Linked DNA regions of Homo sapiens: all the other regions are linked to region 1. Evidence: read pairs that join two places in POLR2A ChIA-PET (ENCODE). Cell type or tissue: OCI-LY7. All regions are shown on one strand. Region 1 overlaps USP34 (ubiquitin specific peptidase 34). Region 2 has its middle 79 kb from the start of FAM161A. Region 3 overlaps USP34 (ubiquitin specific peptidase 34).

Region 1 (8,000 bases):
CCAGGTAACATGAATCTGAGTCAGGAGGATCATTTGAGCCTGGAAGTTCAAGACCAGCCCAGGCAGCATACCAAGACCCCCATCTCAAAAACTTATATGCATATATACCACGTAGACCAACTTAAATTATATCAAGTCCACAAAGTTTTCTCCCATCATCCCAAAACTAAACTCCTCCCACTGCACTTCAACTAAAACTATTTCACAAAATTTACCATTTTTATTTTTCATGCTGTTGTTTTGCATATTTCTTATGCTAGCACTGCGTTAAATGTTGATATGCATTATCTTATTCACTCCTCACAAAATCCCTATGAGACATGTATTAAGAATATCCTCATCTCCAAATAAGAAACAAGGCATTAAGAGGTAAGGGAACTTAGCCAAAGTCAGAGACTTAATAAATGACAGGAGCAAGATTTGAACTCAGGTCTACCAGGTTCCAAAGATCACTCACTCAAGTATCATCCTACTGCCTCATCTGTACTCTGGAACCTTCCTTAAGAGAAAATACACAGCTAAATGTATTTCTATACCTACCAGCATACAGGAGAATGCTTTACACAAGTGTTTATGTTTTTAAAAAAACAAATATTTAAACAGAGTTAAGGTGAAACACAACTCAGTAAATACAATATTAAGAAATGGTTTTCAGTGTATTAGATATCCGTGGGCTTACTGCCCAGAAGCAATTTCACCTCTTTCATGGTAACAACGTGCCAGATTTCTTTTCCAGAAGCACACTCTTAGTTATGAGATTTGGGTGAGATCAGCTTCAAGAATAGGTCCTGATTAGTTTAAACCAATCAAAGTCCATCCTCTTTGAACTCTATTTCAGGAACAGAGTCAATAATATATGAAATGACATTTGTCAGGAAGGTTTTGGAAAAAGCAGCCTTCTTGTTCTTGTACAGTAAGTTCCAGAAAAGATTCACTCTTTTTCTCCGCATAGTTTAAGTACGTGATGTCCAAACACTGTGGTATGAAGATGTGGTATAAAAATGGTGCAGTAGTGCTGGGCACAGTGGCTCACACTTGCAATCCCAGCACTTTAGGAAGCCAAAGTAGGGAGATCACTTGAGCCCAGGAGTTGGAGACCAGCCTGGGAAACATGGTGAAACCCCATCTCTACTAAAAATAAAAAAAAATGGCCAGGCATGGTGGTTCACGCCTATAATCCCAACATTTTGGGAGGCTGAGGCAGGAGGATAGTTTGAGCCCAGGAGTTCACGACCAGCCTGGGCAACACAGTGGGACCCCATCTCAATTTACTAACAGAGTAAAAATAAAAAACACCAAAACGAAAATTAGCTGGGTGTGGTGGCACAGGCATGTAGTCCCAGCTACTATGGAAGCTGAGGCAGGAGGATAGCTTGGCCCACCTGGGACGTTGAGGCTGCAGTTAGCCATGACTGAGCCACTGTACTCCAGCCTGGGCAACAGAGCAAGACTCTGTCTGAAAAAACTAAACAGACCAGTGGTGACTGCTCACACCTGTAACCCCAGCACTTTAAGAGGCTGGAACAGAAGGATGGTTTGAGCCCAGGAGTTCAAGACCAGCCTGGGTAACATGGTGAAACCCTGCCTCTACAAAAATTACAAAAATTAGCCAGGTGTGATGGCACAGGCTTATAGTCCCAGCTACTCAGGTGGCTGAGGTGGGAGGATCTCTTGAGCCTGGGAGGTCAAGACTACAGTGAGCCGTGATCGTGCCACTGCACTCTAGACTGGGCGACAGAGCAAGACCTGTCAAATAAATAAGGTGCAGTAGCCATTTCTGTTACCATAGGAAGGGCCAAACTGAGGTCAAAACCAAGGAAGCCCAGCAAGCCACAGAGAAATAAAGTCCTGATTATGTTATAAACCCAATGATTAAAAGTAAAGCACACCTGAATATACACCTAGACGGCCTACTTATAGCTTTTAAAGAAAAACTCTGTTTCTGCCAAAGAAACGGTTTTTTCTGGTCCTTGAGACAGAATCCTACCTAGTTTAAAAAGAATAATAATTCTCAACCTTAAATTTAACCCACAGGTACTAATATCACGAACTAGTAAAGTGTTGTGTGTGGTGCCTCACGCCTGTAATCCCAGCACTTTGGGAGGCTGAGGCGGGAGAATCACTTGAGGCCAGAAGTTCAAGAGCAGCTTGGGAAATATAGTGAAACCCATTCCCAAATAAATAAGCAAGCAAGTTGGGTGTCATCATGAGCACCTGTAGTCCCAGCTACTTGGGAGGCTCTTTTGAGCCCAGGAGGTCAAGGCTGCAGTGAGCTAGGATCATATCACTGTACTCCAGCCTGAGTGACAGAGTGAGACCCTGTCTCCAAAAACAAACAGCAGCAGCAACAACAAAAAGTACCATTTTATGAAGAGGGTGGCAAGCAAGACATCACAAAAGCAAGGACTGACAGTACTTGATATATCCGAGAAAACAGGAAACACCACATCTAGCCTACCCTTGTTTTCCCTTCTATTATCAACCCACAGTGATCTTACGATTTTTCAGATATTTTAAATAAACACTGATCCTACCACATGCAGGCACTGTAAAACAGTAGTAACAGTTGCAATCATAGAACTGATAGTCTCATAGAATAAAAAAATTACAGTTGTAAACATAGAAATACATAATTCTAAATTGTGGTAAATGCTATGAATAAAAAGAACCAGAGCTACTTCAGACTTGGAGTTCAGGAAAGACTTCTCGAAAAAAATCATTTCAGTCAAAACTTAAAAGCATAAGAAGGTATATACAGGCCAGGCACGGGGGTTCACACCTGTAATCCCAGCACTTTGGGAGGCAGAGGCAGGCAAATCACCTGAGGTCAGGAGTTCAAGAGAAGCCTGGCCAACATGGTGAAACCCTGTCTCTACTAAAAATACAAAAATTAGCCGGGCGTGGTGGCGGGTGCCTGTAATCCCAGCTACTCGGGAGGCTGAGGCAGGAGAATCATTTGAACCCAGGAAGCAGAGGTTGCAGTGAGCCAAGATCACACCATTGCACTCCAGCCTGGGCAACAAGAGTGAAACTGTCTCAGAAAAAAAAAAAAAAAGGTATGTATAAAGGCTCAGTGTCATCAATGAAAGAAGGCAAAAAGGAAAAAAAAAAAAAAAAAGGCAAAGAGAACAAGGGAATGAAGCTAGCAGAGGCTAAGTCATGCAGAGCCTTCACAAGTCAAGGTAGGCCATATTTCACTCCTCTCATTCCCAGCAACTATTTCAAACAGGGCCCACTTGAATCTTCCATCTTCCTTAAAATCTTGGCGGGGCACAGTGGCTCACGCCTGTAATCCCAGCACTTTGGGAGGCCAAGGCAGGTGGATGGTGAGGTCAGGAGTTCAAGACCAGCCTGGTCAACATGGTGAAACCCCATTCCTACTAAATTTACAAAAATGAGCCGGGCACAGTGGTGGGCGCCTACAATCCCAGCTACTTGGGAGGCTGAGGCAGGAGAATTGCTTGAACCCGGGAGGTGGAAGTTGCAGTGAGCCGAGACTGCGCCACTGCAATCCAACCTGGGTGACAAATCAAGACTCCATCTCGGGAAAAAATAAAAACAAATCTTGCCTAATCCACTTTAGCCCAAATAAATCTCTCCACAGTTCCTTTAATGGTTTCTTATGAGTTTCCCAACTTCCACAGTCAGGGTCCTCTTAAAAATTAAAAAATAAAAATAAAAAAAGATAGCTTGGTTAGTGAAAAGTACAGAGAAGAAATAAGCACAACTAAATTCTAGTCCTACCCCTGCTACTTCTTTGCTGTGTGACCTTAGACAAATCTTTCTATTTCTCATGACTCTTACAAAGGAAGTACCTTCAAGGAAAACACTGTATAAGAAATTTCAGTGTTCAAATAGCTACAGAAGTGTATTATCATCACTGTGTTAAATATAATTCATCATAGTATTCCAACTTCATAAGCATGACACCACCTCCTAAAATTTGGGCACAATTAAGATACTTGAAAACAGGCCAGGCACGGTGGCTCACACCCATAATCCTAGCAGTTTGGGAGGCCAAGACGGGCGGATCACTTCAGGTCAAGAGTTCGAAACCAGCCTGGCCAACACGGTGAAACCCCGTCTCTACTAAAAATACAAAAGAATTAGCCGAGCGTGGTGGCAGGCACCTGTAATCCCAGCTACTCAGGAGGCTGAGGCAGGAGAATCGCTTGAACCCGGGAGGCGAAGGCTGCAGTGAGCTGATATTAAGCCACTGCACTCCAGCCTGGGCTACAGAGCCAAAAAAAAAAAAAGGCCAGGCACAGTGACTCACACCTGTAATCGTAGCACTTTGGGAGGCCAAGGTGGGCAGATCACCTGAGGTCAGGAGATCAAGACCATCCTGATTAACACGGTAAAACCCCATCTCTACTAAAAATACAAAAAAATTAGCTGGACATGGTGGCGGACGCCTGTAGTCCCAGCCACTCGGGTGGCTGAGGGAGGAGAATGGCGTCAACCCAGGAAGCAGAACTTGCAGTGAGCCGAGATCGCACCACTGCACTCCAGCCTGAGCGACAGAGCAAGACTCCATCTCAGAAAAAAGATACTTGAAAACAGTTTTATGTTGGCTTTTTTTGAGCACCCACATATTACTTAGTTTCCAAGCTTATTAAGAAATTACAATAGTCTCCCTTATTATCTTTGGTTTTGCTTTCCATAGTTAACCACAGTCACTATGGTCCAAAAATATTAAATGGAAAATTCCAGAAATAAACAATTCATAAGTTTTAAATTGCCATTCCGAGTGGCATGATGAAATCTTGTGCCGTCCCGTCTAGGATGTGAATCATCCTTTTGTCCAGCATATCCAGGCTGCACATGCAACCTACCCATTAAGTCACTAAGTAGCTGTCCTGGTTATCAGATCCACTGTGGCACTACACAATGCTTGTATTCAAGTAACCCTTACTTTACCCAATAATGGCCCCAAAGTGCAAGAGCAGCGATACTAGTAATTCAGATATGCCAAAGAAAAGCTTATTTGAAGTGAAAAGGTGAAAGTTCTTAAAATAATGAGAAAAAAAACAGTATATAGGGTACAGCACTATCTGTGGTTTGAGGTATCCACTGGAAGTCTCAGAACACATTCCACTTGGATAAGGGGGGAATACTGTATACCCTTTTTCTCCTCAAAAGAAATCTTACATAGAATTTCGATTCATAAAACAGGTAGAAGGCCGGGTGTGGCAGCTCATGCCTGTAATCCCAGTACTTTGGGAGGCCGAGGCAAGTGGATCACGAGTTCAGGAGATCGAGACCATCCTGGCCAACATGGAGAAACTCTGTCTCTACTAAAAACATAAAAATTAGCTGGGCATAGTGACGCACGCCTGTAGTCCCAGGTACTCGAGAGGCTGAGGCAGGACAATCACTTGAACCTGGGAGGTGGAGGTCCAGGAAGCCAAGATCGCGCCACTGCACTCCACCCTGGCAACAGGGCGAGACTCCATCTCAAAAAAAAAAAAAGAAAAAAAAAACAGGTAAAGGTGAGCTTTTTGTTGTTGTTGTTATTTCATTCTTATTAATAAAACTTACAAGTTAGAAAAAAAGCGAGCTTTGAATTTTGAAAGAAGGTAAGAGGGGCCGGGCAGGGTGGCTCACAACTGTAATCTCAGCATTTTGGGAGGCTGAGGCAGGTGGATGACTTGAGCTCAGGAGTTCAAGACCAGCCTGGCCAACAGGATGAAACCCTGTCTCTACTAAAAATGCAAAAGAATTAGCCAGGCATGGTGGCAGGCCCCTGTAATCCCAGCTACTCGGGAGTCTGAGGCAGGAGAATCACTTGAACCTGGGAGGCAGAGGTTGCAGTGAGCCGAGATGGCACCATTGCACTCCACCCTAGTGAACAAGAGCGAAATTCCGCCTCAAAAAAATAAAAAAAAAAACCCAAAACACTGAAATCTGAAATACAGAAAAAAAAACATACAATTCATTAAATAACAAAAATATGAATGGTTAAATTTACTAGTAATTGCTTAATACATTCTCTACCAAAATAACTTTTATTTTAAGAGATGAAGTCTTGCTATGTTGCCCAGGCTAGCCTTGAATTCCAGGGCTCAAGTGATCCTCCCACCTCAGCCTCCTGAGTAGCTGGGAATACTACAGGCACACATCACCATGCCCTGCTAAAATAACACTTTCTAAAGGATAATATTCAAGACAGGTGAAAGTGCCCTTACACAGGCACGACTACGACTAAAAGATCAATATATCCTTTCTGGCAAGCAAACAGTATGAAAATAATGAAAAATGTTTATATTTTTTGACACAGTAAACTCACGTCTAGAAATCTAAAAGAACCAGGGATGTAGATAAAAGATTTAAGTAGAAAGATGTACATTTGCGGCATTATTCATAATATGGGAGAACTGGAAACAGATATATTAAATTTTATATAAAATGAAATCTTATACAAAAACATGTTTTCAGCCAGACGCGGTGGCTCACACCTGTAGTCACAGCATTTTAGGGGGCCGAGGTGGGCAGATCATGAGGTCAGGAGTTCAAGACCAGCCTGGCCAACATGGTGAAACCTCATCTCTACTAAACGTAACAAAAATTAGTCAGGCATGGTGGCAGTTGCCTGTAATCACAGCTACCCAGGAGGTTGAGGCAGGAAAATCGCTTGAACCCGGGAGGCGGAGGTTGCAGTGAGCCAAGATCAGGCCATCGCACTCCAGCCTGGGGCAACAGAACAAGACTCCATCTCAGGGGGAAAAAAAAAAAAAAGAAAATCAGCCAGGCGTGGTGGCTCATGCCTGTAATCCCAGCAGTTTGGGAGGCCGAGGTGGGTGAATCACTTGAGGCTAGGAGTTTGAGAACAGCCTGGGCAAAACAGTGAAGCCCCATTCCTACAAAAAACACAAATATTAGCTGGGCATGGTGGTACGCACCTGTAATCCCAGCTACTTGGGAAGCTGAGGCAGGAGAATTGCTTGAACCCAGGAAGAGGAGGTTGAAGTGAGCCAAGATCATGCCACTGCACTCCAGCCTGGGCCACAGAGTAAGACTCCGTCTCCAAAAAAAAAAAAAAAATCAATTCAGGAGAACCGGACAAAGTAGCTCACACCCTGTAATCCCAGCACTCTGGGAGGCTGAGGCAAGCGGATCACTTGAGGCCAGGAGTTTGAGACCAGCCTGACCAACATGGCGAAACCCCATCTCTACTAAATATACAAAAATTAGCCCGGCATGATGGCACATGCCTATAATCCCAGCTACTTGGGAGGGTGAGGCACAAGAACTGCTTGAGCCCCCCAAGGCAGAGGGTGCAGTGAGCCGAGACTGTACCAATGCACTCCAGCCTGGGAGACAGAGGGAAACTGTTTCCCAAAAAAAAAAAAAAAAAGGCAGCCAGGTGTGCTGGTATACACACCTATAGTCCCTGCTACTCAGGAGGGTGAGACAGGAAAATCACTTGAGCCCAGGAGGTCAAGTTATAGTAAGCAATAATCACTTCATTGCACTCCAGCCTGGATGACAGAATAAGACTCCATCTCCAAAGGGGGGAAAAAAATTCCAACTTTAGATTAAATGTCTACTGAAAAAGTTATGTTACTAATTGATTTCGTACCTATATACTCATAGTATCTAAAAAGCTCTGGAAACATGTAGTTTTATTAAACGGTTCACTGCAGAATAACAGTATTAAGAAAGATTCTCAGCCGGGTACAGCATACCCCAACACTTTGGGAGGCTGAGGCAGGAGCATCACTTGAGCCCAGGAGCTTGAGGCTGCAGTGAGCTATAATTGGGCCACTGCACCCCAGCATGGGTGATACACTGTCTCTTAAAAAATAATCAAAAATCAAAAAATTTGAAATTTTATTCAATGAAAAAGATTCTTATTCAGCTATACTTATTACCACTTTTGAATTCCTACTACAATTATCACAGAAATTTGTCTGAATTTTTGAAGATACATAAAACACGGTCAGTAATTTTCACTTTGCCAACTGAACAGTGGTGATTCAGATAGATCATCATAAAAT
Region 2 (8,000 bases), 320 kb after region 1:
ACCCGCCTCAGCCTCCCAAAGTGCTGGGGTTACAGGCCTGAGCCACCGTGCCCGGCCTTGTTGATATTCTCTCTTCAAGGGACCAGAGTGTTAAATATTTTTAAAAGCCTTCATTTCCTATTTTATGTTAGTATTATTGTTATAGAGAACAGAAAAAAAAGTTGCTGGACTAATATAAATTTAAATTGTTTTAAATTTATAAATGTATAGTTTTTTTAAAAAAATTACATTTATAAATTTATTTGAAGAGTTTACTGTGAAGTCAATAATTAAAAGCTAGTTAAATGTAAGCATTTGTTTAATGCTTCGGTTTCTAGTTTTCTGTCTAGGAGGTAATATGCCCAAGATTCTTTTTGAAAGTATCTGGCCAGTGTAGGACAACAAGACAATCTTTCAAGGCTCCAGGCTAGTTAACTGTTTCTCTGCTTTGCATTGACTCAAATTCTAAGAGCAAGACTGTGGTAAAATACAAAGGGAGAAACTAAACACACAAAAAGCAAAAGCAGGAGAGAGAAGAGGCTAGAAAGGAATGTTGAAGGAAGCAAACCATGTGCAGGGTAGGCTAATGATTCTGTAGTAAGAAATGCCCTCCAATTCTCAAGGACTTAGAACAGAGATTTCTTTTCCACTTATGCTACACTGGGACACTTGGTCATCATGGCAGAGAGAAAGCAGAACATAGCGAACCACTGGCTCTCCAAACTCCTGCCAGGGAGTTCACACACGTCCTGTTCACTCACATTTTACTGGTCAAAGCAAATTACATGACTGATTTCCTCAGGAAGGGGATATATAATCCCCGTTTAGGAGAAGCACCACATAAAGGGTACCAAATATGAGTCAGTAGTAGACAGAATACCTCATAAAGACCACAGTCTTATATGGGATTATTTAAAATTACATTTAACCTTATTTCAGCATGACTACTTTGACCAAATTATTTGCTGTCCCCAGCTTCAGCATAGGACATAAGAAAGTGAAATAATATCAAGTGCTACTGCGGCCACTGTTGTATGAATATGAGCGTAGTTTTGTGCCAACCTGTCCTCGAGATATTCTCTCTTATCTCATTGGCTCAACTTGAAGCGTGTTCCCTTTACTGAGGGGAATATTAGGCACTGATTTGCTTAGACAAATGAGCAAAAATCTCTATGAACACATTTTTCTACAGCTAGAACAATTTCCCCTTGATAGAATTTCATTGACTTTTCAGATAGGAAGTCATGTGGTGTCATGTGGGGCTTCTGCTTTATAAATGCTAAACATTTCTAGTATGATGTTAGTTCAGTCTTATGGACATTGTAGCTGTGTCTCCCAACTTGTGTTGCAGCCATGTGATTATAGGGTAGGGGATGATTGAGTTCTTATTTTCAGAGATTACCTCTGATTTGCTTATTTAATCAGGCAGTTCTATGGCTCTTTTCACAATAATTGCCAGGTCTAAGCAAATCGGTGCCTACTATTCCCCGGGCTAAAGGGGAATATGCCCAAATTGAGCCAGTGAGATATGAGAGGTTACCTGGGGGACTCTGAAAAAGAAGGTCCTGAATCCTTGTGAGAGAACTACCAGGTAGATAACCACCCATCGTGGTTTGCCTGGGACTGCAACATTTCCCTGAACATAGAAATTTCAGTGCAAAATCCAGGACAGTCTGGGCATACTGTGATAATTTGTCACAATAGCTACCGGAACTGAACGCTTTCTTTCCTTCTGGGCACTGTTATGTGCAGATGTGAAGCTTGTGACTTCTGAGGACATTTTGCCATAAAGAAGGAAGCTAGCCTTATAATGAAGTTCACAGAGCAGTAAGCTACTAGAAAAATGAAATTGGGTACAGTATTAGGCCATTCTTGTGTTGCTATAAAGAAATACTTGAGACTGGGTAATTTATGAAGAAAAGAAGTTTAATTGGCTCACGGTTCTGCAGGTTTCACAGGATGCATGGTGCCAGTATCTGCTCAGCTTCTGGGGAGGCCTCAGGGAGCTTTTACCCATGGTGAAAAGCAAAGAGGGAGCAAGCATGTCACACGTCAAAAGCAGGAACAAGAGGGAGTGGCAGGGTGGGGAGTTCTACACACTCAAACAACCAGATCTTGTGAGTTCTCACTCACTATTGCAAAGATAGCACCAAGCCATGAGGAATCCACTTCCATGACCAAACACCTCCCCTCCCACCAGGCCCCATCTCCAACATGTGGGTTACTTCTCAACATGAGATTTGCACGGGGACAAATACCCAAACTATATCAGGTACATTAAGATCTTAAAAATGCCCTGAATCAGGCCGGGTGCGGTGGCTCACGCCTGTAATCCCAGCACTTTGGGAGGCTGAGGCAGGCGATCATCTGAGGTCAGGAGATCGAGACCATCCTGGCTAACACGGTGAAACCTTGTCTCTACTAAAAATACAAAAATTAGCCGGGCATGGTGGCGGGCATCTGTAATCCCAGCTACTCGGGAGGCTGAGGCAGGAGAATCGCCTGAACCTGGGAGGCGGAGCTTGCAGTGAGCCGAGATCGAGCCATTGCACTCCAGCCTGGGCAACAGAGCAAGACTCCGTCTCAAAAAAGAAAAAATTCCCCTGAATCAAATTAGCTCTAAAGCTTCCTTTACCTCTGTCTTTTCAGTTAAATAAGCATATATATATCTTCTTTTTTGTTTATGCTAATTTGAATTTAGTTTCCGCTATTTACAACATAAGGATTTCTTAGGGACACAGTCTTGTGGCAGAAATTACTAGTTGACCCTCAAAATCATTCTTCCTCTTTCAATGGTAACAGCATCCTCAACTTTTAAGTGGATATAACTGCCCAGAATATAAATACATCTCCAAGTCTTTCTTGTGGCAAGGTGTAGCCTTGTGAGTATGTTCTGGCCAAAAAGATATAAGCAGAAATATTATGTACAGCTTTCAGGACGTGTCCTTAAAAGCACACAGAAGAACTGTGTGCTTTCTCCTTTACCCTTCCTTCTTCCTGAGATGGCTGGAGCTATGTTACAACCATTTTAGATCATGAGAGAAATAGGAAGAAATCAAGGTCACTCATGGCAGAACATCAGAAAGAAGGAACCTGGGTTTCTGACACAATGAAGCACCATATCCAACTTGGGGCACTTACTTCCTACTTTATGTAAGAGAAAAATAGACATATATGATGTAAGCTACAGTTATTCTGGGTTTTTCTTTTTTCATCATTCAAAGCTGAGCCAAATCCTAGCTAACACTAAACCTTATATATGTTTCATTATGTACTTTATTTAAAAAAATTTTTTTTAGACAGGGTTTCAGTCTGTCACCCTGGCTGGAGTGCAGTGGCACCATCATGGCTCACTGCAGCCTCGACCTCCCAGGCTCAAGTGATCCTCCTGCCTCAGTCTCCTAAGTAGCTGGGACTACAAGTGCACACCACCATGCCCAGTTAATTTTCTTTTTTTTTTGTAGAGACAGGGTTTCACCATGTTATCCAGCTGGTCTCGAACTCCCGAGCTCAAGCAATCTGCCTGCCTCAGCCTCCCAAAGGGATAGGATTACAGACATGAGCTACTGCACCTAGCCTCACCATGTACTGTTTGCTGTTGTTGTTGTTGTTTGAGACAGAGTTTCACTCTTATCACCCAGGCTGGAGTGCAATGGTGTGATCTTGGCTCACTGCAACCTCTGCCTCCCAAGTTCAAGCAATTCTCCAGCCTCAGCCTCCCGGGTAGTTGGAATTACAGGCGTGTGCCACCATGCCCGGCTAATTTTGTATTTTTAGTAGAGACAGGGTTTCTCCATGTTGGTCAGGCTGGTCTCGAACTCCCAACCTCAGGTGATCCGCCCGCCTTGGCCTCCCAAATTGCTGGGATTACAGGCGTGAGCCACCACACCCGGCCCTCACAATGTGCTTTCTTATAAGTCAAACTCTACCAGGTAACTTATAAATCGTAAATGAATCCCACTCCAAATTTCTGAATTATTCCAGTTTTTATGTGACATTTTTGATGGGATAAATGAGCATTAGTAGTAAATGTGCTATATTGAAAGAGAAACACAAAAAATGGGAGAATGAACATGAATGTATTATTTTTCTAATATATTGAGTGTGGGAGTCTTAAACCTTCCAATTATTAAAAGGGTCAATGATGGATCCAGTAGTTTAAATTATAATGTTAATATTTGGGCCTGGAAATATATTTTTAAATTATTTATATTCAATCAGCTTTAAAATATTGTAAAACTAGAAAACTGTAATTCAAATTATCTTCTTGTAACATCACTGCTTTAGGAAGTTTCTAGTTCCAAGTAAGATGGAGTGAGCAAATCCCAACCTATCTCTCCTACTGAATGTAGCTATTAACCTGGAAAGAATGCATGGCTCCCAAACTTGAGGACTGAAAAGTAAATCGAAACAGAAAGGTTGGAGAAGAAGGCATGAATATGAAGTACCACTGAACATGCAGAGAGCTTACCATTTTTTCCCCTCTGATATCCCTAGTCTGGACTTGTGCAGCCCAAAAGCCTGAAGTCCAAATCAGTGTGGACAGAAAGAGCTCCAGGAGAAGGCTTCTAGATCTGGCTTGAGGGGTGGAAAAAGAGTTTCCTAATATACAGACAAAGTGGGGGAAATCTCATGTGCTTTGTTTTTTGTTTTGTTTTGTTTTTCTTTTCTCCATTCTCTAGCACCCAAACCTCAAGTAATCCTATAAAAGCAGAAGTGAAAATGACATTAATGGTAAGAGGAGCAGGCAGGTGCCTAAAACTTTGAGAAAAGAGAACTTTCCTCTCTGATCAGAGGTGCTGTGTTCCCAAAAATCAGAGTAGGGTAAATGGCAAACCCCCACTGCTTTCTTTTTTCATCTCTGTCCTCCCACTGCCTCGCTCCAGACATAAGCGTAGTTACGGAAAGTGAACAGAAAAGTAGCGTATGTACTTGGCTGGGCACAGCAGCTCATTCCTATAATCCCAGCACTTTGGGAGGCCGAGGTGGGAGGATCACTTGAGCCCATGAGTTCGAGACCAGCCTGGGCAACACAGTGAGACACTGTCTCTACAAAAAATACAAAAATCCGTTGGGTGTGGTGGTGCGTGCCTGTAGTCCCAGCTACTCAGGAGGCTGAGGTGAGAGGATCTCTGGAGCCCGGAGGTCAAGGCTGCAGTGAGCTGAGATTGCACACCTCAGCCTGGGCAACAGAGAGAGACTCTGTCTCAAAAATAAAATGAAAAACAAAACCCAAGTTTTCTGATCAGAGAACTATAAAAGGGAGCCCCAAGGAATTGGGATAAAACTAGGAAATTGAGTAGAGGAAGGAGCAAAAGTTTATGATTTCTGAGGTAACTCCCAAGCTGTACATGTGTGGATCTGATCCTCAACACTGTACCACAGGCTGTGAGAACTGAACTACACAGTTCCTGCCTCAGACCTTGACTGACCACTGGGTCAAGAACATTCAGGACTGATCCAAATAACACTGCAAAGCCTTTAAAAACAGAACTGATATTAAAATTACAACCTAGAGAAGTCTAATTGGAGTTTACAGTCTAATCCCAACCTGACTGATTATGGCTAACACAAAAATGTCAACATTCACTCCAGGATTTAAACAAAACCTCTAGTCTCGTAGCATAATATTCAAAATATCCAGGATACAATCTAAAATTACTCAGCATTTGAGAAACCAGAAAAATCTAAACTGGGAAAAGATAATTGATAGACACTAACACTAAGATGACACAGATGTTGGCATTATCTGACAAAGACATTAAAGTAGGTGTTATAAAAATATTCCAAAACATCCTTGAAATAAATGAAAACATAAAAAAAAGAAAGTCTTGGCAAAGATTTCCCTTTTTTTTTTTTTTTTTTTTTTTTTTTAGGACAGAGTTTTACTCTTGTTGCCCAGGCTGGAGTGCAATGGGGCAGTCTCAGCTCACTGCAACCTCCGCCTCCTGGATTCAAGCAATACTCCTGCCTCAGCCTCCTAAGTAGTTGGGATTACAGGCACCTGCCACCAAGCCCAGCTAATTTTTGTATTTTTAGTAGAGATGGGGTTTCACCATGTTTGTCAGGTTAGTCTCAAACTCCAGACCTCAGGTGAGGCTGCCCACTTCAGCCTCCCAAAGTGCTGGGATTACAGGCGTGAGCCACCACACCTGGCCATGATTTCCTATTTCTATTGTATTCAGTTTTTCCATTTGAGAACTGAAAAATACAATAGCCAAAATTTAAAACCCACTGGATGGGCTCAGAACAGAATGGAGATGGCAGAGGAAAGAGTCAGTGACCTAGAAGGTACATAATAGAATTACTGATCTGAACAACTGAGAGAAAAAATTACTTAAAAAATAGGAAGAACAGAGCCTTGGGGATCTGTAGGATAGTACTAAAATGCCTCACGTAAATTATTAGAGTCCCAGAGAGGAGAAAGACTGTGATGTAGAAAAAGGTTTTTGGCCAGGCACGGTGGCTTACGCCTGTAATCCCAGCACTTTGGGAGGCCGAGGTGGAAGGATCACCTGAGGTCAGGAGTTTGAGACCAGCCTGGCCAACATGGTGAAACCCCATCTCTACTAAAAACACAAAAATTAGCTAGGTGTGATGACACGTGTCTGTGATACCAGCTACTTGGGAGGCTGAGGCAGGAGAATCACTTGAACCTGGGAAGCAGAGTTTACAGTGAGCCACGATCATGCCTGTTGGGAGCTGAAAAGGACAAAGAGATCGTGACCACTGGAGGCTATATGATCAAACAGCAAACTGTTTATCATGAATGCAGGATGTGAGCAAACTCACGACTGTGCCTGCTGCCAGGAGGTTTGCTGAGGGCAATCACTCCCTGGCACCGGGCTCCTTGAAGTTATCTACTGGGACAACTAGAGCCTACTGTTCAAGGAATGTGGTCTTGCAAGCCTACTCTAGACCGAGCAGCTGACCTCTTCTTCCACACCCCCACTTGTCTCTATCTCTTTTGCCAAATAAATACGGAGGGCTGTTCAGGACCCTTGTCCACTACAGGCAAGGTGCCCTCTGACCCCTTCTTCCAAATATAATCTTTTGTCTTCGTCTTTATTCCCACGTTCGCCTGCCTTTGTTCAGTCCACCACGGATTGAGATCGGTTACAATGCCACTGCTCTCCAGCCTAGGCGACAGTGAGACTCCGTCTCAAAAAAAAAGAAAAAAGAAAAAGGCGTTTGAAGAAATAATGCTTGAAAACTTCTCAAATTTGTTGAAAGACAAACATACAGATTCAAGAATCCCAACAAATCCCAAAAGGATAAACCCAAAGAAATCCATCCTCAGACACGTCATAATCAAACTGCTGGATAAATAAACACACATGAAAAAAAATTTTTTTTAAGAGACAAGGTCTCACTCTGTTGCCCAGGCTCATAGCCTCAACCTCCTGGTCTGAAGAGATCTTCCAGCCAAAGCCTCTTGAGCAGCTAGGACTACAGGTGGATGCCATCATGCCTGCATGATTTTGTACTTTTTTTTTTTTTTTTTTTGTAGAGGGAGGGTCTCACTATTCTGCACAGGCTGGTCTCCAACTCCTGACCTCAAGTAATCCTCCCACCTCAGTCTCCTAAAGTGCTGGAATTACAGGTGTGAGCTACTGCACCCAGCCAAAAAAACTCTTGAAGGAGATTTTTTCCAGGAATCTAGAGGGGAAAAAATGCATTACATAGGGGAAAAATGAAGATGGATTTTTTTAATAAAAAATCATGAAGACCAGGAGAGGCAGAGAATTTATAAAGTGCTGAAAGATTTTAATATTCCCCTCAATTTTATAGCCAACAAAAATCCTTCAGAATTGAGGTGAAATAAAACAATCTCAGATGAAAGAAAATTAAGAGGATTTGTGGCAAGAAGACCTATGCTTAAAAAAAATAAGTGCTAAAGGAAGTTTTCAGGCAAAAGGGAAATTATACTAAAAGGGAACTTAGAACATTAGGAATAAAGAGGCTGGGCGCGGTGGCCCACACCTATAATCCCAGCACTTTGGGAAGCTTAGGCGGACAGA
Region 3 (8,000 bases), 87 kb before region 1:
GAATGGGCACGTCAGGCCGGGCCCATTGGCTCACGCCTGTAATACCAGCACTTTGTGAGGCCAAGGCGGAAGGATTATGAGGTTAAGAGATTGAGACCATCTTGGCCAACATGGTGAAACCCGGTCTCTACTAAAAACACAAAAATTAGCTGGGCGTGGTGGCGCGTGCCTGTAATCCCAGCTAGTGAGGAGGCTGAGGCAGGAGAATCCTTTGAACCCGGGAGGCAGAGGTTGCTGTGAGCCAAGATCACGCCACTGCACTCCAGCCTGGGTGACAGAGCAAGACTCCATCTCAAAAAAAAAAAAGAAGAATGGGCATGTCTGTGTAGCAAGAATTTCCAAAAACAGATAGCTGGCCCACAGACTATAAGTTTACCAATCCCTGGTATAGATCATAATTATACACACAAATAGGTCAGTCTAGAAAGTTCAAAAAATTACCCAGTCAAGAAAAAATTGGTATATCAAGTCAGAAAGAAGAGTTAGTAAACAAATGGAATTGGAAAAATTGCACAACAAAAAAGGGAGGAAAGTTGGACACATACATAACACTTTAAACCAACATAAATCCCAGCTGGATCAAAGATTAAGATATATAATTGCAATAGAAAATGTATAGGGAGAAACTAAAGGAGAATTCTCTTATAATGTTGTGAATGGAGAAGGCATTTCAAACCAAGATACAAAATCTACAGACCATAAAAACTACAACCACAAATATGAAACTGAACAGTAAAAACCACCTTAAGCAAAGCAAAAAGGCATCAAACCAGGATACAGTAATAAGTTGTAATCACAAACAAAAGATCAACTTCAGTGACACATAAAGAACTCCTACAAATAAAAAAAATAAGAAAAACAATTGATAAATAGCAAAAAATATGAACAATTCCAGAAAAAGCAACAAAATGGCTCTTAAACACAAGATTTGCAAACTCACTCATGATAAAAGAAACGCAAATTTAAAATACCAATGATATCACTTTTCACCCATCAGGTTGGCAAAGATCATGTAATTTAATGTGCTGACAAAATTAAGGGGAAAGTGAAACTGCCGTACCAGTATCTACCACAAGTAAACCACACATATTCTTTAACCTAGTAATTCTAATTCTACTTGTAAGTAAGAATTTATCATAGCTACACAAAAGTTTCACACAAGGATGAAATGAATGTGTTAGAAGTTACTTATTACAGCATTGTTTGTAACAGAAAAGACTCGGGGGGCCAGGAGTGGTGGCTCATGCCTGTAATCCCAGCACACTGGGAGGCCGAGGTGGGCGGATCATGAGGTCAGGAGTTCGAGACCAGCCTGACCAACATAGCGAAACCTTATCTCTACTAAAAATACAAAAATTAGCTGGGCGTGGCGGTGCATACCTATAGTCCTAGCTATTCAGGAGCGTGAGGCAGGAGAATCACTTGAACCGGGGAGGCGGAGGTTGCAGTAAGCCAAGACTGCGCCATGGCATTCCAGCCTGGGCTACAAAGCAAGATTCCGTCTCAAAAAAAAAAAAAAAAAAAAAAAAGACTGAGGGAAAAAATAATTAAACACTATACAGTTTTACAAGAAGATAAAAAGCACTTCATATATTGATGAGAAATCTCCAGAATAAATTAAGAAAGAAAAAAAAAAAAGTCAAAGCCACATCTGGTTGGTATGCTACATTTGTGAAAAAGAAAGAGGAAGAAAAATGTATACAGTTCGCTATTTATACAAAAAAATCTGATATACCTGAGAAGATAATAACTGCATGCTTGAGAGATGGGGCAGAAAGGAAAAACATGTAATATATTTTTTATATTTACTTTTGGAATTTTGAATCATGTGGATATATGCCTATTTAAAAAAAAAAAAAAAAAAACAGTACATCAGACAAGAAACATACCAATACAATAATTCAGGATAGAAGGGTAGACTGTATAAATGAGAATAACAGGAAAATGTCTCTTTATTAAACCAGGATGGTTTCATGAAGAAGCTCCAACTGACTGACTCTGATTTCCTTCCATTCTACCAGTAACATAGTAAGACATGGACTCGGAAGCCAGATTTCAGTCCCAGCTTGTCCATGTCTTGGTCTCCTTAGCTATAAAACAGGATAATAGAATTTACCTCACAGAGAAGCACTTAGAACATATGATAAGCAAAGCACTCAATAAATGTGAGCTGTTAATATTACCTGTGCTGCAGCCCAAATACAGTCAATATGTTGAGTACTCAGTCGCCCTTCTGCTGCCAAAAAATTCAAAATCACTTGGCACTGTTTGATAATCTGGAAAAGAAAAACTTAATATCAATTTTTAAAAATATTCTTCTCTATCAATAGAACAGAGAAGTTATGTAATCATCCACAAACCTCAATATGTAAATTTGGTCCAAATATATGCTCCACCACATTGTTGCTAATAAGCCAGTCTGCAAGTTCTTTTGCAATGGACCTAAAGTCAAGCAATGAAAATAGTACATTAAAAAAAATTGTCATCTTTTCTCATGTCTAAAAGGTAGAGTCAATTGAAAACCTAAATTTGTTCCTATAGGAATTATAAAGAATTAGATACAATCAGTTTTATAGAATACTACAAAGCATAACTAGAATGAAATATGATGCTGAATTTATAAATTCAAATTCCCTGAGTTTATAAACAAGCAACGAATAACTGAAAAGGTAACGATTAACACCAAGTACACAAGTGTAACACTGATTTAGTGATGTATTATCCTACTCGAGGTCTTTGCCTTCCCACTTTTTAATTTCCACAGTATGTATTGAAGCACTCAGGAAAGGTTTCCCAGTATGCCCTTTATAATGAGATAATATCAGGAAAATAGGTTGTCAAAAGGATGAACAACAAAAGAATTATCCCCAAGCCAAACTGTAAGTCTCCTGGCTGATACTATTGAAGATTCAATAGATGAAAAGTGAAGTAACAGACAGTCATGTACTGCATAATAATGATTTGGTCAATGGCAGACCAAAGGATGGACCAAATATACAACAGTGGTCCCATAAGATTAAAAGTGACTTGAACAATTCCTATCACCTAATGTCACTGTGGCCACCATGTCATAGAGCAATGCATTACTCACAGGTTTGTGGTGATGCTGATGTAAACAAATCTACTGCACTGCCAGTCATATAAAAGTATAGCATGTACATACAGTATATAATACTTAATAAATGACTGTTGCTGGTTTATGTATTTATTATACTTTTCATCTTTAAAGGATACTCTTTCTAGTTTTTTTAAAAAAAGGCACAGTCAGCATGGGAGATGACAGCTCCATGTGTATTATTAAAAAGTTAAAAAAAAAAAAAGGAAAGAAAACAGCTCACAGAATAAGAATATAAAGAAAAAATACTTTTGTACAGCCATACAACGTGTTTGTGTTTTAAATGTTATTATAAGAGTCAAAACGTTAAAAAATTTTAAGTTTATAAAAGTAAATAAAAAGTTAGAGTAAGCTAAGGTTAATTTAATAGTGAAGAAAAAAATTTTTAAATAATTTGTATAGCCTAAGTGTACAGTGCTTACAAAGTCTACAGTAGTGTAGAGTCACATCCTAGGCCTTCACATCTTCTCAGCGATCACTCACCAACTCACCCAGAGCAACTTCCAGTCCTGCAAGCTCCATTCTTGGTAAGCGTCCTATACAGGCAATACCCTATTTTATCTTTTTTGCAGGTTTTTTACATTATTTTTTCTACAGTTAGATATGTTTAGATACACAAATATTTACAAAGTGTTACAAATGCCCACAGAATTAAGTACAGTAAGATGCTGTACAGGCTTGGAGTCAAGCAGCAACAGGTTATACCACCTAGGTTTGTGTAACTTTGTACAATGAAGTCACCTCATGATGCATTTCTCAGAATGTATCCCTGTCATTAAGTACCATATGACTATATTATAAAATGGGTGGAAGAAAATAAGTTTCAAAATAAATTGTATAATAAAAGGTCCCCAATTTTTTCAACTATATTATATACAGATAAACTGGAAAGATTAAGTAATTTACTTTCTTATTGCATATCCAATGAAGAATTTACATTCTATAATAGAATTTTATGCTAACAATTTTTATTTATTAAAAAAAAACCACTAGGACTTACACATATGGACCTCAAAGGGTAAAACATTAAAAATAAAACTAGGTATATTTTACCTATTTCTGAGTAGCCCTACTGAAGTTACGATACATAAAATTCAACCCTCTGATTTACATAATAGTTCAAGAAACAAAATTCATTTCTAAAAAAAATTCCACTATTATTTAAGTCTATTAAAGGACATTAATAGAAGACCCAGGCTGGTGCTGTGGTTCACACCTGTAATCCTAGCACTTTGGGAGACTGAGGTCGAGGGGACTGCTTGAGCCTAGGAGTTCCAGGCCAGGCTGGGCAACGTAATGAAAGCCTGTTTCCGCCAGGCATGGTGGCTCATGCCTGTGGTCTCACTTACTAAGGAGGTTGAGGTGGGAGGATCATTTGAGTCCAGGTCAGAGCTGTAGTAAGGCATAATCGTGCTGTTGCTGCACTCCAGCTTGGGCAACAGAGCAAGACACTGTCTCAAAAATTTAAAGGGGAGACCCAGGGACTTTCGTAATAATGATGCAACTATAAAATTGGACAGTACCATTAATAACCACTATTCGGAGGTCTGAAAACATACATGCAATGGGGGTCAAAGTGGGAAGAGGTGCCAGAAAAAATATTTCAATACCCCAAACTTCCCAAAGTTGATGAAACACATTCATCTACACAACCAAGAAGTAGAACAAACTCCAGGATAAACACAAAGAAATCCACATCTACACATATTGTAGTCAAATGATTTAAAGGAGTAAGAGAAAAACAACTAAGCATACACAAGGGAACCAGAATAAGATTAATAGCTAACTTCTTATCCCAAACAGTAATGGAGCTACGTAGGAGCCATGTTTTTTATCTTATTTTATTAGAGTTAAATCAGTATGAATGTCAAGAAGTTGAATGCATATTTAACCCATAAAATCGCTAAGAAAATTAAGATATTTTTTAAATCAATGCAATTAAAATGTCACACTAGAATCTATATATATATACTATAAAAATAGATAGTAAAGGAGAAATAGAGAAACAAGATATGAGATACACAGAAAACCAACAGCAAAATGAGATGTAAAACAAGCTATATAAAATTATTAGTGAATTAAGAACTCTAATCAAGGCAGAGATTATATGACTAGTTTTTTTTTTTAAAGATCCAACTATATGCTACCCCCAAGACATACTTTAGCTTCAAAACAAGCAGACTGAAAATAAAAGAATGGAAAAAGATAAGCCATGCCAACAATAAGCTTAAGAAAGGTTCAGTGGTTATACCAATAACAAATAAAATAGACTAAGCCAAAAAATGTCTGAAAGAGACAAAGGACATTTAAAACGAAAAAAAGGATCAAGTTACCAGGAATACATATGGACCTAACAAAAGAATTCCTGAAATACATGAAGCAAAAACTGATGACAGAATTAAAAGGAGAAACACACAATTCAACAATACAGCTGATTCTTGTTACTCGCATTAGTTATATTCTACAGAGTCACTGCAAACACTGAATTAGCTAATACTGAACCCTTGGCCCTACAGGAAATATGTACATAATATAGATATCATACACAGATCTTGAATCTGAAAAACCTCTCATACTGGTTGACTCTATTTTCTCTATTTTACAAAAGAGAAAATGGCGTGGCCAAGTACGGTGGCTCACACCTGTAATCCCAGCACTTTGGGAGGCCAAGACGGGTGGACTGCTTGAGGTCAGGAGCTTAAGACCAGCCCGACCAACATGGTGAAACCCTGTCTCTAATGAAAAATACAAAAATTAGCCAGGCGTGGTGGCAGGTGCCTATAATCCCAGTTACTCAGGAGGCTGAGGCAGCACAATCGCTTGAAGCCAGGAGACAGAGGTTGCAGTGAGCCGAGATCGTGCCATTGCACTTCAGCCTGGGCAATAGAGCGAGACTCCATCTCAGGGAAAAAAAAAAAAAAAAAAACAGAGAAAATGAGGTTCAGAAGTGTTTAGATGCCTTGCCTGAGGCCAACCCTTATGCCTAAACAAGTGTTAGGGTTGGGATTCAAACCGCATCCAAGTGGCGCCAGGACTTCTTACACTCCACCACACTGCCCCTCAGCACCTCCATCTCCATATTCCATATTTGTGAAGAAAAATATTTTTTCTTCTCTTCCATGGTTTCTATATTTGTTAACTCATCCATTTGCTGCATTTTATTTGTAACTCCAAAATCAGTACTTGTGGCATTTTCATAGGCACTCACAGACATGCACATAGCAGTGAAAGATTAGAATTTTCCAATATGCACATTCCCACCTAAAGTCAAACAAGGTGGCACTCTCATCTTGCTTCAGAGCTCATACAGAGATGACCAAATCTGCACACACTCAGGATCAAATGTATCTGGAGACTTCAATACTTTTTTTTTTTTGAGAGACTACTTGCTCTGTTGCCCAGGCCGAAGTGCAGTGGCGCAACTTCGGCTCACTGCAAACTCCACCTCTCAGGTTCAAGTGATTCACCACCAGGCCCAGCTAATTTTTGTATTTTTAGTAGAGACGGGGTTTCGCCATGTTGCCCAGGCTAGTCTTGAACTCCTGACCTCAGGTGATCCACCAGCTTCGGCCTCCCAAAGTGCTGGGATTACAGGCATGAGCCACTGCACTCAGTCTCCTACTTTCAATAATAGAGAAGAACTAGGCAGAAAATGCAACAAGAATATAGGAAACAGACAACAACACTACAAACCAATTTGACCTAATAGACATCTATAGAACACCCCACAGAATACCCCATACGACAACAGCAGAATGTACAGTCTTCTTAGGCACACACAGAACAGTCTGTAGTACAGACCACATTAAGCCATAAAACACAACCAAGAATCCAATTAAAAACTGGACAATATTGTGAATGAAGAAACATTATGGCAAATAACCACATAAAAAGCTGCTCTACATCATTAATAATTAGGGAAATGCAAATTAAAACCATGATGAAATGCTACTTTACACCCCCTAAATGGCAATAATAAATCTAGATAATAACAACTGCTGGCAAGAATAGGGAGAAACTGGAAACCTCCTACAATGCTAGTGGGGATGTAAAATAATGCAGGTATACTGGAAAACAGTTTGACAGCTCCAATGAAAGTTAAAGGTAAACTAATCATATAAGCAACAATTCTAATCCTAAGTATCTACCATGAAAAATGAAAACATATGATCACAAAAGGACTTTACATAAATGTTTATAATGGCATTATTTATATTAATCAAAAAGTAGAAACAGGCGGGGCGCGGTGGCTCACGCCTGTAATCCCAGCACTTTGGGAGGCCAAGGCAGGCGGATCACGAGGTCAGGAGATCGAGTCCATCCTGGCTAACACAGTGAAACCCCGTCTCTACTAAAAATACAAAAAATTAGCCGGAAGTGGTGGCGGGTGCCTGTAGTCCCAGCTACTCGGGAGGCTGAAGCAGGAGAATGGCGTGAATCTGGGAGGCGGAGCTTGCAGTGAGCCAAGATCGCGCCACTGCACTCCAGCCTGGGTGACAGACCAAGACTCTGTCTCAAAAAAAAAAAAAAAAAAAAAAAAAAGTAGAAACAATCCAAATATCCATCAACTGGTACTTGATCAAGTGTGGTATATCTATACAATGTGATACTATTAAGCAATAAAAAGGAATAAAGTACAGAGACAAACTACAATCTCAATGAACCTCAAACAAACGAACAAGAGTATACTAAATGAAAAGAAGCCAGAAGAAAATGACTACTATCATTTGATTCCTTTTAAATGAAATATCTCAAAATGGGTAAATCTACAGAGACAGAAAGTAGATTAGTGAGGCTGGAAATAATAGGTACTGGCTACAAATGGGCAAAAGACATCTTTTTTAAGTGATGGAAATGTTCTAGAATTGGACTGTGGTGACAGCTG

Evidence for each region. ChIA-PET counts read pairs that join two places held together with the same protein. Peaks named below come from ENCODE experiments on the same cell type or tissue, not always from the same donor. Only the 100,000 strongest peaks of a DNase experiment are listed, where the experiment ranks them.
Region 2: POLR2A ChIA-PET joins it to region 1 with 5 read pairs; 5 of 35 experiments call an interaction of 5 or more read pairs at or near these places.
Region 3: POLR2A ChIA-PET joins it to region 1 with 5 read pairs; 5 of 35 experiments call an interaction of 5 or more read pairs at or near these places.

What each region holds. Positions count from the first base shown.
Region 1 is chr2:61,455,522-61,463,521 of GRCh38, forward strand. The region is part of intron 1 of USP34 (ubiquitin specific peptidase 34); the gene reads right to left. Among named protein-coding and RNA genes, the nearest start is that of USP34, 12 kb to the right of the region's middle. RefSeq lists silencers at 3,659-3,859, 4,673-4,967. In OCI-LY7, no CTCF peak of the experiment used is centred here; no DNase peak of the experiment used is centred here; H3K4me3 peaks cover 1,993 bases; H3K27ac peaks cover 4,218 bases.
Region 2 is chr2:61,771,452-61,779,451 of GRCh38, forward strand. No RefSeq gene overlaps it. Among named protein-coding and RNA genes, the nearest start is that of FAM161A, 79 kb to the right of the region's middle. In OCI-LY7, no CTCF peak of the experiment used is centred here; DNase peaks (open chromatin) are centred at 3,080 and 4,710; H3K4me3 peaks cover 848 bases; H3K27ac peaks cover 1,384 bases.
Region 3 is chr2:61,368,138-61,376,137 of GRCh38, forward strand. It overlaps USP34 (ubiquitin specific peptidase 34), which reads right to left. Exons shown (of 80, transcript NM_014709.4): 9 at 2,361-2,442; 10 at 2,184-2,276. Among named protein-coding and RNA genes, the nearest start is that of SNORA70B, 45 kb to the right of the region's middle. In OCI-LY7, no CTCF peak of the experiment used is centred here; no DNase peak of the experiment used is centred here.